Linked DNA regions of Mus musculus: region 1 is linked to region 2. Evidence: chromatin loops called from intact Hi-C (ENCODE). Cell type or tissue: left cerebral cortex. All regions are shown on one strand. Region 1 overlaps Hipk3 (homeodomain interacting protein kinase 3). Region 2 overlaps Tcp11l1 (t-complex 11 like 1).

Region 1 (5,000 bases), 230 kb before region 2:
ATTTTTACCTACTTGTTCAAGTCAAATGTTGAGTTACTAGCAAAATAATTCCATCGCTGTTAGGAAAAGGGCTGTCTTGGTTTAGGTTCAGTATGTCCAGTTCTAGAAACAACTATACCTATAATTGCAGGTACCATGGGCTGTCACTATTAAACTCTGAATCTGTGTTGGTGGTATTTTCATCAAGAAGTATTGAGCTATGGATGTAGTTCAACCTTAGAAGGCCTTCCTAGCAAGCATGAGGTCCTGGGGTGCCAGGGTAGGAGTAGAACAGGGAGGAGAACTGGTCAGAAGATGTCTCCCACTAGAGTGATTTTACAAGCAGAAATCTTCATTTCTTTGTGTTAATGAAGTAAGCGTAATGCTGATGTGTTAGGCCTCAGACTTAAGCCCAGGTCTGATCAAGCTCAAGGCAATGATGATTTCTTCAACATAAAAGGCAGGTGTGCTCTATGCTGCTTCATGATAAGAGTGTGTGTGCACCTGCATGCTTTCCTGACTTTGACAGGGTAAAGACAACTGAGATATACAACACCAATTTAAACAAGATAAAAAAATTATTAATCTTTGGGAATATTAAAACCACTCAATTCAGAGGTCTTCTAAGCTAGAGGCAGGTATGGGAAAGGTTTTAAGAACAAACAACAATGACAAAAACCAGACAAGACAGGCACAGTCCTGAGGAGTTCCAAAACAGTCACAGAACTGTGCAACCATTAAAGCACAGTGTTTAGGACAGAGGCATAATGTTCTCAGTAACCAACGTCTTAGCTCTGCTTCATTAACTCTTGTACCTAGCTTAACTTTGAACATCAACCTTCTCTTTCTACATTTATTTTCCCTGAGGAATCACAACAAACTGATCACCTGCATTCTGTAACCTGTACTCAAGAGTCTGACTATGTAGTCCTGGCTAGCCAGCTTCCATTTTGCTCTGCAGTCCAGAGTGGCCTGGAACTCCGAAGTCCATCTGACTCTACCTCCTAAATTCTGGAACTAAAGGTATGGGTCATCCCAACAGCTTTTGTTTATGTACTATATTCTTAGTATTTCTTTTTTATTGCTAAATAGTACCTAGCCCGTTGCATACATTTTAGGTGACCATTTATCAGATGATGGGCAATAAACTGTGTATACTTCTTGGCAATTTTTAAAAAAATGATAGATTGAGTACTAACTTAGCTCAGTGATAGAGCACTTACCTAACATGTGCAAAGTCCAGGTTAGAAGTCCAGCAGAGAAAGAGAAAGGGGGGGGGGCAAACAAAGGGGAAGACATAAGAGAGAGGGGAGAGAAGCAGGGAACGGGGAAGGAGGTGGATCTAAGGTGCCTCAAAGTGAACAAACTGAAAAAGACTTATGTCCTCTAACCACTTCCACCCTCCAGCTTCCCCCATCTTTGGTTTCTCAGTCCCCAAGCCAGGAAGGTCAAATATGCCCCTTCTCTTTCACTTTCCACATCTATTAGCAAATCTCACTAGCTAGCATCAAAATAGATGCAGAACTGACCGACCACATTACTCCACCTTCACCATTACTCCACGACTACACTCTCTAATCCAGATGGACATCTTGTTTGGATTGCACCAACAACTTCTGTTTCAGCTTCTGTCCTTGTTTTCTGCCACATAGCAAGATAGCAGCAAGAGAGGCAACATACACCAGACCACAGCATTCCTCACCCTAGAATCCCCAGGAGAATCCTATCTTAGTGAACAATTCCTCACAGTGGTCCCAAACCTCAGCTACACCAGGATTTCCTGCCATACTCTTAACATGCTGTGAGCAAACTGCATTGGCACAAAAACCTCTTCAAACCTGCTCAAACGATTCCACTTAAGGATACCTGGGAGATTACTCCAAGAAGCAAGACTTGATTGCCTTCTCTTATTTGACTTTCTGCTTAATGATCATTTTATTACAAAGACCCTGTCGCAGTCTTACACAAGTGGAAGACTCTGTGGCGTTTGGCTTTCCGTCTAGATCTTGCTCGGTTGTTCCTTTGTAACACTTTCCAACAACTGATTTCTATATTGGCTCATTGTCTCTTTTCCGCTTGCTCCAGCAGACTAGCATTCTATGAAGGCACAAGACTTGGACTTTTTGTTCCAGTGTTGTGACGCTAGCATCTAAAGAACACTGCCTGGCACATAGCAGGTGCTCTCTATCCAAGCAATGAATTTTAACAAAGCTTTTAGAACTCATGAAACTAGAGGAATTTTTTGGTAGAATCAAATATATAAGTTCAACAGGTAGCAGGCAAGAAACTCTGACATGCTAGCCAGCTTGCATTTAAGACAGCTGAACATCTTAGGACTTAGAACAAAAACAGATATCATTTACTGAGAGTTAGCAATGGGTCAGGTGCCATAGAAATAACTGTTAATGCATTGATCATTTAAAGAAAATGTTGTACAATCAAACTGCAACAACTCAGGTAAGCAAAAGATTTCACATACAAGAACTGCTGGGCTGAGTGCAGCCCACCCACAGAAGCACAGAAAGTGGCAGATCTTAAAATGGTTTGCTATGAACGAAAGAAAAGAAATGCAGGGCCCAGAATTATCAAGTATAAGAATGGAGCTGAGATTTTTTTTTTAAAGACTTGTTTTTAATTATGTGTATGTCTATGTGTGGGTATGTGTATGTGTGTGCAGGTGTCTGAGGAGGCCAGAGATTTTGGACTCCCCTGGAGCTGGAGGCAGAGGCCATTGAGAAATTCATCGCATTTTAGAAAATGAAAATATTAACTGACCTGAAAAATATTTTTGTGGGGCTAGAGAGATGGCTCAGCGGTTAAGAACACTGACTGCTCTTCTGAAAGTCCTGAGTTCATATCCCACATGGTGGCTCACAACCATCCATGAGATTTCATGCCCTCTTCTGGGGTGTCTGAAGACAGCTACAGCAAGCGGGGCTGGAGCGAGAGCTGGAGAGACCCTGAGTTCAAATCCCAGCAACCACACAATGGCTCACAACCATCTGTAATGAGATTGGATGCCCTCTTCTGGTGTGACTGAAGACAGCTACAGTGTACTTACATAATAAATAAATAAACCTTAAAAAAATTTTTTTCTGAAAATAGGTCCATAATTTAAGAAACTACCTACTACAGCCTTTTATGATTAAATAGCCTGTAACTTTCTACAACAAGCAAAAGAAAAGGGATATAGAAAGACAAAGGGGATGAAGAGAATCTTGATAGTTTCCTCTGGGTTTGACGTGTCTGTTTACATCGTGGACAAGAGTGGCTATAGTAACGGACAGGAGACCACAGCTTGCCCTGTATTCATGGACTGAATGATCCAGCAGACATCAGGTTTTTAGTTGTAGCTTTTTAACGTTCCCTCTAGGCCAGGGGTAGAAGCGTGTTCAACAGAGATTTCAACCAGTCTTTCATGACGTAGTAATAGTAATATTAGAAATATTAATGTGCAAAAGAAGTTTCTTTCTTTGTCTTTTGTTATTGTTGTTTTAGGTTTCTTGTTTTATTTTTTTGAGACAAGATTTGTGTATCCCTGACTGTCTGTAACTCAGTCAATCTGTAGAGCAGGCTGGCCTGGAACTCAGAAATACCCCTGCCTCTGCCTCCTGAGTGCTGCTATCACCTCACCCAGCCCTCTAAGTTTACTAAGAATGAAATAGGAGTGCAGGTGCTCAGGAGTCAGCCCATCTTCACCTAAGTAACCTAGTAACCTTGTTAGAGCACTTTTCTACACACACACACACACACACACACACACACACTCACACACACACTCATACACACACATTCACACTCACACACACACACACACACACACACACACACACAATATAGTTGGATCTGCTCACCCTGACCTCTTTAACTCCACCCCACCTCCAAGCAAATCCTTTCTTTTCTCAACATGTCACCTTCCTACTTTTCACTCCATGTAAATTATTTAAAGAACATATAATTACAAGAGTAACTAGAGCTGGGAATCTATTTAATACATTCATAACAAAGCCCTGAGTTAATCCTCAAAACTGCAGAAGCAGGCATAGTAGTGCTCTCTTGTAAACCCAGCATTGCATTCGGGAGCTGGTGACCGTGGACCAGAAGATCAAGGCTATCCTCCACACCTGGGGACTAAGGCCAGACTGGGATATGAGACTCTTATCTCCAAAAATAAAAATATACATACAATAACAGAAATAATAGCATGTTTTTAATATAATACTATGAGTCGGACTATAAGTGTCCCATAGCCCTGCTAAGTATTTTAGAAAGTATTAGCTACTTGGTAGTCACACAAATATAGAATCAGGCACTCGAGTACGCTCCTTGGCAGGACTGTCCAGCAGTAAGAAGTGCAAGTGGAGCTCAGATGTGTCCATTCTTTTAACCACTTCACATTAAGATAAATAACTTCTACCATTATGAAGCCTATGAGACTTTTACAGGAAGTTACGCCTCCCAGATCCTATATTCCCTGCAGCAGAGTAGAAAAACAGGAAAGAGATGTGGAGAAGAAACCTCTCAACTCAGTCTAGATGATGCCTCTCAAAGGCTGAGAATTTCAACACAAAGCATGCCATATTGAGACAATATTCCTTTTTTGTTTCTATTCCTTTTCTTACAGATATATTTCAAATAATAATGCTAAAATAGGCCAGGTGTATTACCAATCCCTTTAACACCAGCACTTGGAGAGCAGGAGCATGTGGAGCTCTGAGTTCGAGACCAGTCTAGTCTATACAGTCAGTTCTAGGACAACAGGGGCTACACATTGAGACTCTGTCTTGACAAACAAATGAAAAAAGATATTAAAATTTGTAAATCTATATGTATATAACCTTTGAAGTCTCACTCTTTCCTCGCTCACAAGAAAGACCAGAAATATTTCTAATAGGCAACCATGTCTTGACTCTGTTGTAGCCACACACAGTGAGGATTCCTTTGATCCTTTTGACTGGTCTTAAACGTTCCTGTTTCTAAGTGGGTCCCCTCTCTCCCCACTTACCGCTTGTATCTAAATC
Region 2 (5,000 bases):
CTGGCTGGTTTAAGGCAAGGTTTCACTATAGGTCTCAGGCTTGCCTGGAACTTACTATGTAGACCAGGCTGGCCTCAAACTCACAGAGATCCGCTTGCTTCTCTCTCCTGACTGCTGGTTAGATTGTACTGCATGCCTAGCTCTGTTTTCCTTTGAGGGCCTGCCCTCCAGCCCTCTGTTCTAATCACTGCATCTTTACTGTTGCTTACACAAGCTAAAGTCATCTTGGAAGAGGAACCTCAATTGAGAAAATGCCTGTGTCAGATGGAGACAGGTTTGTGGGATATTTGCTCTTCTTTCTTTTCTTTCTTTTTCTTTTCCGAGGGAGGGTTTCTCTGTAGAGTCTTGGCTGTTGTGGGGCCTCCTGCCTCTGCTTCCCAGGTGCTGGGATTAAAGGTGTGTTAATTATTGAGATAGGACATCCCAGCTAACTTGAGTGGTGTCACCCTGGAAGGTGACTTGGGCTATATAAGAAAGCCGGCTGAGCAAGCCATGGAGAGCAAGCCAATAAGCAGCATTCCTCCGTGGCTTCTTCTGCTCCAGCTCCTGCCTCGAATTCCTCAGTGACAGAGTATGACCTGACAACTCTAAGATGAAACAAATCCCCCCCCCCCAAGTTGCTTTTGGTCATCGTATTTCACTACAGCAATAGGAAGTAAATAAGACACCCTCCAAGAGAATGTCCCTTCAACGTACCCATGATCCTGCGAATGGGGTCCTCGGGACTGGCGAGGGCCTGAATCTGGCCCTTGAGCACGGTCTCCTTAGCAACGGAGAATGGGGAGGAGCCACACAGGGAGAGGCAGCTGCTCACCTCCAGGCACACCTTCTCGCCAATGGAAGCCAGGGCGTCCTCCAGATGGAAGGAACTAGAACAGAGAGGGGAAAGAGGAGCAGGAGACCAAGGGATGCAACCCTGGCCCTGTCGTGACAAGGATGACAGCGTGTGGGACCTGTGGCTCCCTTCCCTGCTCCCTCATCTCCTAGGCTGTGATCCTTTTTAATCATACCAAAGTGGTTGCTCTCTGCTGTGGGCGGGGTCTCATAGAACCCAGGCTGGTCTAGAACTTGTACTTTACAGCGGAGGAAAACTGTCAACTTCAGATGCTCCTGCCTCTATTTCCCAAGATTAGACCTGTGAGCTACGATGTCGGGTTTTACAGTGCTCTGAGCATGTTAGGCACATGCAGTAGGCATGCACTCTCCCAACAGAGCTACATCCCAAGCTTCAAAGCACAAAGCTCATGCCATCAGTGAATCAGAGCTGGCTTCTAACAACCAACAGAGGAAACACAGGAACCAGAAACTGGGTAGCCGTGGGACAGGACAGGGAAGCCCTATTCATCAAATGCTCTTCTGTATCTTGATTTTTTTTTTTTTAACCATGCTGGAGATCAAGCCCCAGGCTCATATATAGTAAGCACATTGCCAGCTGAGGCATATCCCCAACCTCTGCAGCTGTTTTGGTTGGTTTGGTTTTTTGAGACAGAAGACAGCTAAGGCTAGCTGTGGATTTCTGTTTTTCCTTTCAGGCGCTAGAGCAACTGACTGTCCTGGGGCCAAGGTCTACGTTCCACTGGATTCTCTAAGGTCATGGTATTTACTGCTAGTTGAACAACTCAGTAGGTGCAAGTCAGTGGGGTGACTGGTTAGTAAATAAGATTAAGTTAGAAAACAGGTTAAACATAGGACAAGTTCTACCTCGGGAGGTGTCTACTTCAGTCTATCTGTGTTAGAATGTTCTGGTCACAGCCACGTTGCTCATTGTGGGCTCTGAGCCTTTCAGACATTTGAAAACCACAGCCCTAGAGCCTTGTAAAATCCACAGTTCCCTGTAGCTTGAACATGATAGCCATAAATAAACTTCAGGTAGGCAAAGTCTTCTCTAATCTCCTAGTGGCCTCACACTGGGAAACTCCCACTGTACACTACAAGTCCATCCACTCTAGGGTCCCAGCCACTTACGGCAGATGCATGTCCGTTAGCAGAGTCTTCACCATCATCTTGAGCTTCTCGGCAAAGTCGGCATGCCCAGAAATTCCCGGTGCAGCGGTACTGAACGTGACCAGCAGCACGGCTCCCAGGACGGCCAGCTGCTCCAGCTGGAGCTGGAGCTCTTGGAAACGAGACTGGTCCATCAAAACTGTCTGCAATGAACACACGCGGCACTGCTGAGCAGAAATTCAAGATGGCCAGCAGAGGGCAGCAGAGCCGCACCTCCGCCTGCTCTGTGGTACCCTTTCAGATGTCCTGCATGCCTTTCAGAGCTAGAAGAGCACCACATGTTAGCTCAGGCAGGTCTGGCGATAAACCCAACCCTTCACAGGACTATGACCTCAGGCAAGTGCCTTTACTGTCTGAGACTATACAAAAAGGGACAGCCCTTTTTACAGCGCCTTGAAAGATGAAGAAACCCCCAGCAGGGGAGCAGCTGAAAGCCACTACTCCATCAGTAGGAGGGGAGGTACAGTAGCAGGAAGGGAAGGGAAAGAAGATGAAGCTAGGGTGCCCAATGCCTTCCTATGTGTCCAGAACTAACTGTCCCAGACTTGAAAGGGAAACATCCAAGTCCTGAGGTGACCCCATTTTTATCCCCCACAAATCAGGAAATCACCTATGCTGATAGATGGGAGAATCTTGAAGCAGAGCCTACGGCTATTCATCCTCATATCCATAGCACAAAGGAGCCCCAAGAACTCCAAGAGCTCCAAGGTGGGCACCCCTCCACCCACCCACAAATACACTCAGAAAGCTGAGACAGGAGGATTGCTATGAGTCTAAAGCCAGCCTGAGATACAAAGTGAGGCTGTCTCAGAACAAACAAAAACAATAACCAACTCAGGTATGTAAATAAAGAGAACAGTCAGAAATGACAAATTGAGCAGAACTCATAACCACATAAAAGCCACCTGAAAGTGGACTTCGTCTCATGTTAAAGAACCCAAGCCTTCCCTACAGAGACACTAGTGTTAAAGGACCCAGGCCTTCCCTACAGAGACACTAGTGTTAAAGGACCCAGGTCCCACCCTACCTGACTATCCCTAGCTACCAGAGGAGATGAGGGAAAAGCAGCAAGGTCAAAAAGGTGTTGATTCAGTTCAGAGGTTTTTGGTTGTTTTCTTTGGGGGGTGGGTAGGCTTGGGGGCTGGATCTCACCACATCGCTGTGGCTGTCCTGGAACTCACTCTGTAGACTAGGCTGGCGGCAAACTCAAAGAAATCCACCTGCCTCTGCCTTCAGAGCACTGGGGTTATAAGTGTGCACTACAATGCCTGGCCCAGATCTGAGTTTTCACAGGTTAATCAGACAAGCTCTAAGAACCTCTTTGCTGGGGTCTGGAGAGATGGCTTAACAGTTAAAAATACCAACTATTCTTCCAGAGGTCCTGAATTCAATTCCCAGCAACTACATGGTGGCTCACAAATATAATGGGATCTGATGCCCTCTTCTGGTGTGTCTGAAGAGAGTGACAGTGTACTCACATACATAAAATAAATAAAACTAAAAGAAAAAAGAAGAGCGAGAGAAGAAAGACAGACAGACAGACAGAATGAATGAACCTGCTTTGCTGTAAGAAGATAACAGGGATGTGGTCTATGTTGTAATCCTGAAATGTTGAGGCAGGAGGATCAACAAGAGTTTGGGAATGGGCTATAGTGTTGAAAACAATAACCAGATAACGGAGTCAGAGCCCGGACTCCTTAGGAGGTTAAACCTCCCTGAAGACTGAGGTTTCTTCATTAACAGCTTCCATTTATCTCACTGCTCACAAAGGCATGATATCAGTTAGCGTGGCAAGACTTGACTTCAGGATGCAGAAGACTGCCAATAACAGACATGCAGTCCCAGTAAAAACCACCATCTTCCCATTGTAAGAGAAGTGTCAGGTCGAGAACTTCCCTCCAGAAGATCTCATGCCACTACCCAGTGTCACAATTTCTAACAAGCCAACACCACCTTTAGGTCCCCTTTAGTACCAACAGGGAACTCAGGCAAGAAGGGAAGCTTACAGCTCTTGAAAGGAAACACAGGGGCCATGACAGAGACGTTTACAGAAGCTGCAGGTCTGAAGCTGAAAAAAGGAACAAGTGCTCTCAAAGAAGACAGAGGAAGCCACACACCAGCTTAGTTTCTGCCAGAGAAGTGGGGAACCCCTCATTAGTCATCCTCTTGAATGGTTCCTGCAGCTAGACCTGCTTAGGATAATGCTCACCGTGGGAGTGGCAGAAGTTTCTGGAGAGCAAGCTGTGAAACAAAACCAGGGTTTTTTGTTTGCTTGTTTGTTTGTTTTTATGGTTTTTTATTTTATTTATTTATTTATTTATTTATTTATTTATTTTTGGTTTTTTGTTTTTGTTTTTTCGAGACAGGATTTCTCTGTCTGAACTATCTCCAGAACTCACTTTGTAGACCAGGTTGGCCTTGAACTCAGAAATTAAGGATGTGCAACACCCATACACATCTTTTCTTTAAAAAAAAAATCATGACAAATTGAATAAAAACAGTGTACTCATATACATTAAATAATCTTAAAAAACAAACAAACAACAAACAATAAGAACTATCCAGAACAGACAAATATGGAAAGCAGAACTGAAAGGAGGAGAAAAGTCCGCTGGCTAACGATGCTGCCAGGGGGACTGTATAAGTCTGAAAATATACCAGAAAGCACGGAGTGACACATGCTAAGGAGGAAAGGACAGGCAGATCTCCACAAGTTCAAGACTACCCAGGAATGCATAGCAAGCTCCAGGACAGCCAAGGGTACATGGAAAACCCCTGTCTCAAAAACACAAAGGGAGGAGAACAAGAGAGAATGATGTGGGAATGGAAAAGAAGGACCACATTGCATATTTTCTCATATGTAGAATGTACACATATGTGCTAGAACAATAAGAGTCTTTAAAAAAAACAACAACAAAAAACCAACTGTGCCCCTTGAGACAGCGTGTGAATGGCTAAGGTGCCCACAGCACCTACCTCAGGGAAAGGTCTCTGGA

What was found. A loop is a pair of places that touch in the nucleus more often than their neighbours do. Peaks named below come from ENCODE experiments on the same cell type or tissue, not always from the same donor. Only the 100,000 strongest peaks of a DNase experiment are listed, where the experiment ranks them.
Region 1: a loop joins it to region 2, with 3 times the contacts of the local background. A loop is called at or near these places in 2 of 42 quality-filtered maps.

What each region holds. Positions count from the first base shown.
Region 1 is chr2:104,449,465-104,454,464 of GRCm38, forward strand. The region is part of intron 2 of Hipk3 (homeodomain interacting protein kinase 3); the gene reads right to left. Among named protein-coding and RNA genes, the nearest start is that of Mir1902, 23 kb to the left of the region's middle. In left cerebral cortex, a CTCF peak has its summit at 2,991 (motif pointing left); no DNase peak of the experiment used is centred here.
Region 2 is chr2:104,683,398-104,688,397 of GRCm38, forward strand. Tcp11l1 (t-complex 11 like 1) reads right to left here. Exons shown (of 10, transcript NM_177190.5): 7 at 4,981-5,000; 8 at 1,966-2,147; 9 at 697-869. Among named protein-coding and RNA genes, the nearest start is that of Gm6306, 24 kb to the right of the region's middle. In left cerebral cortex, a CTCF peak has its summit at 2,196 (motif pointing right); DNase peaks (open chromatin) are centred at 2,189 and 4,077.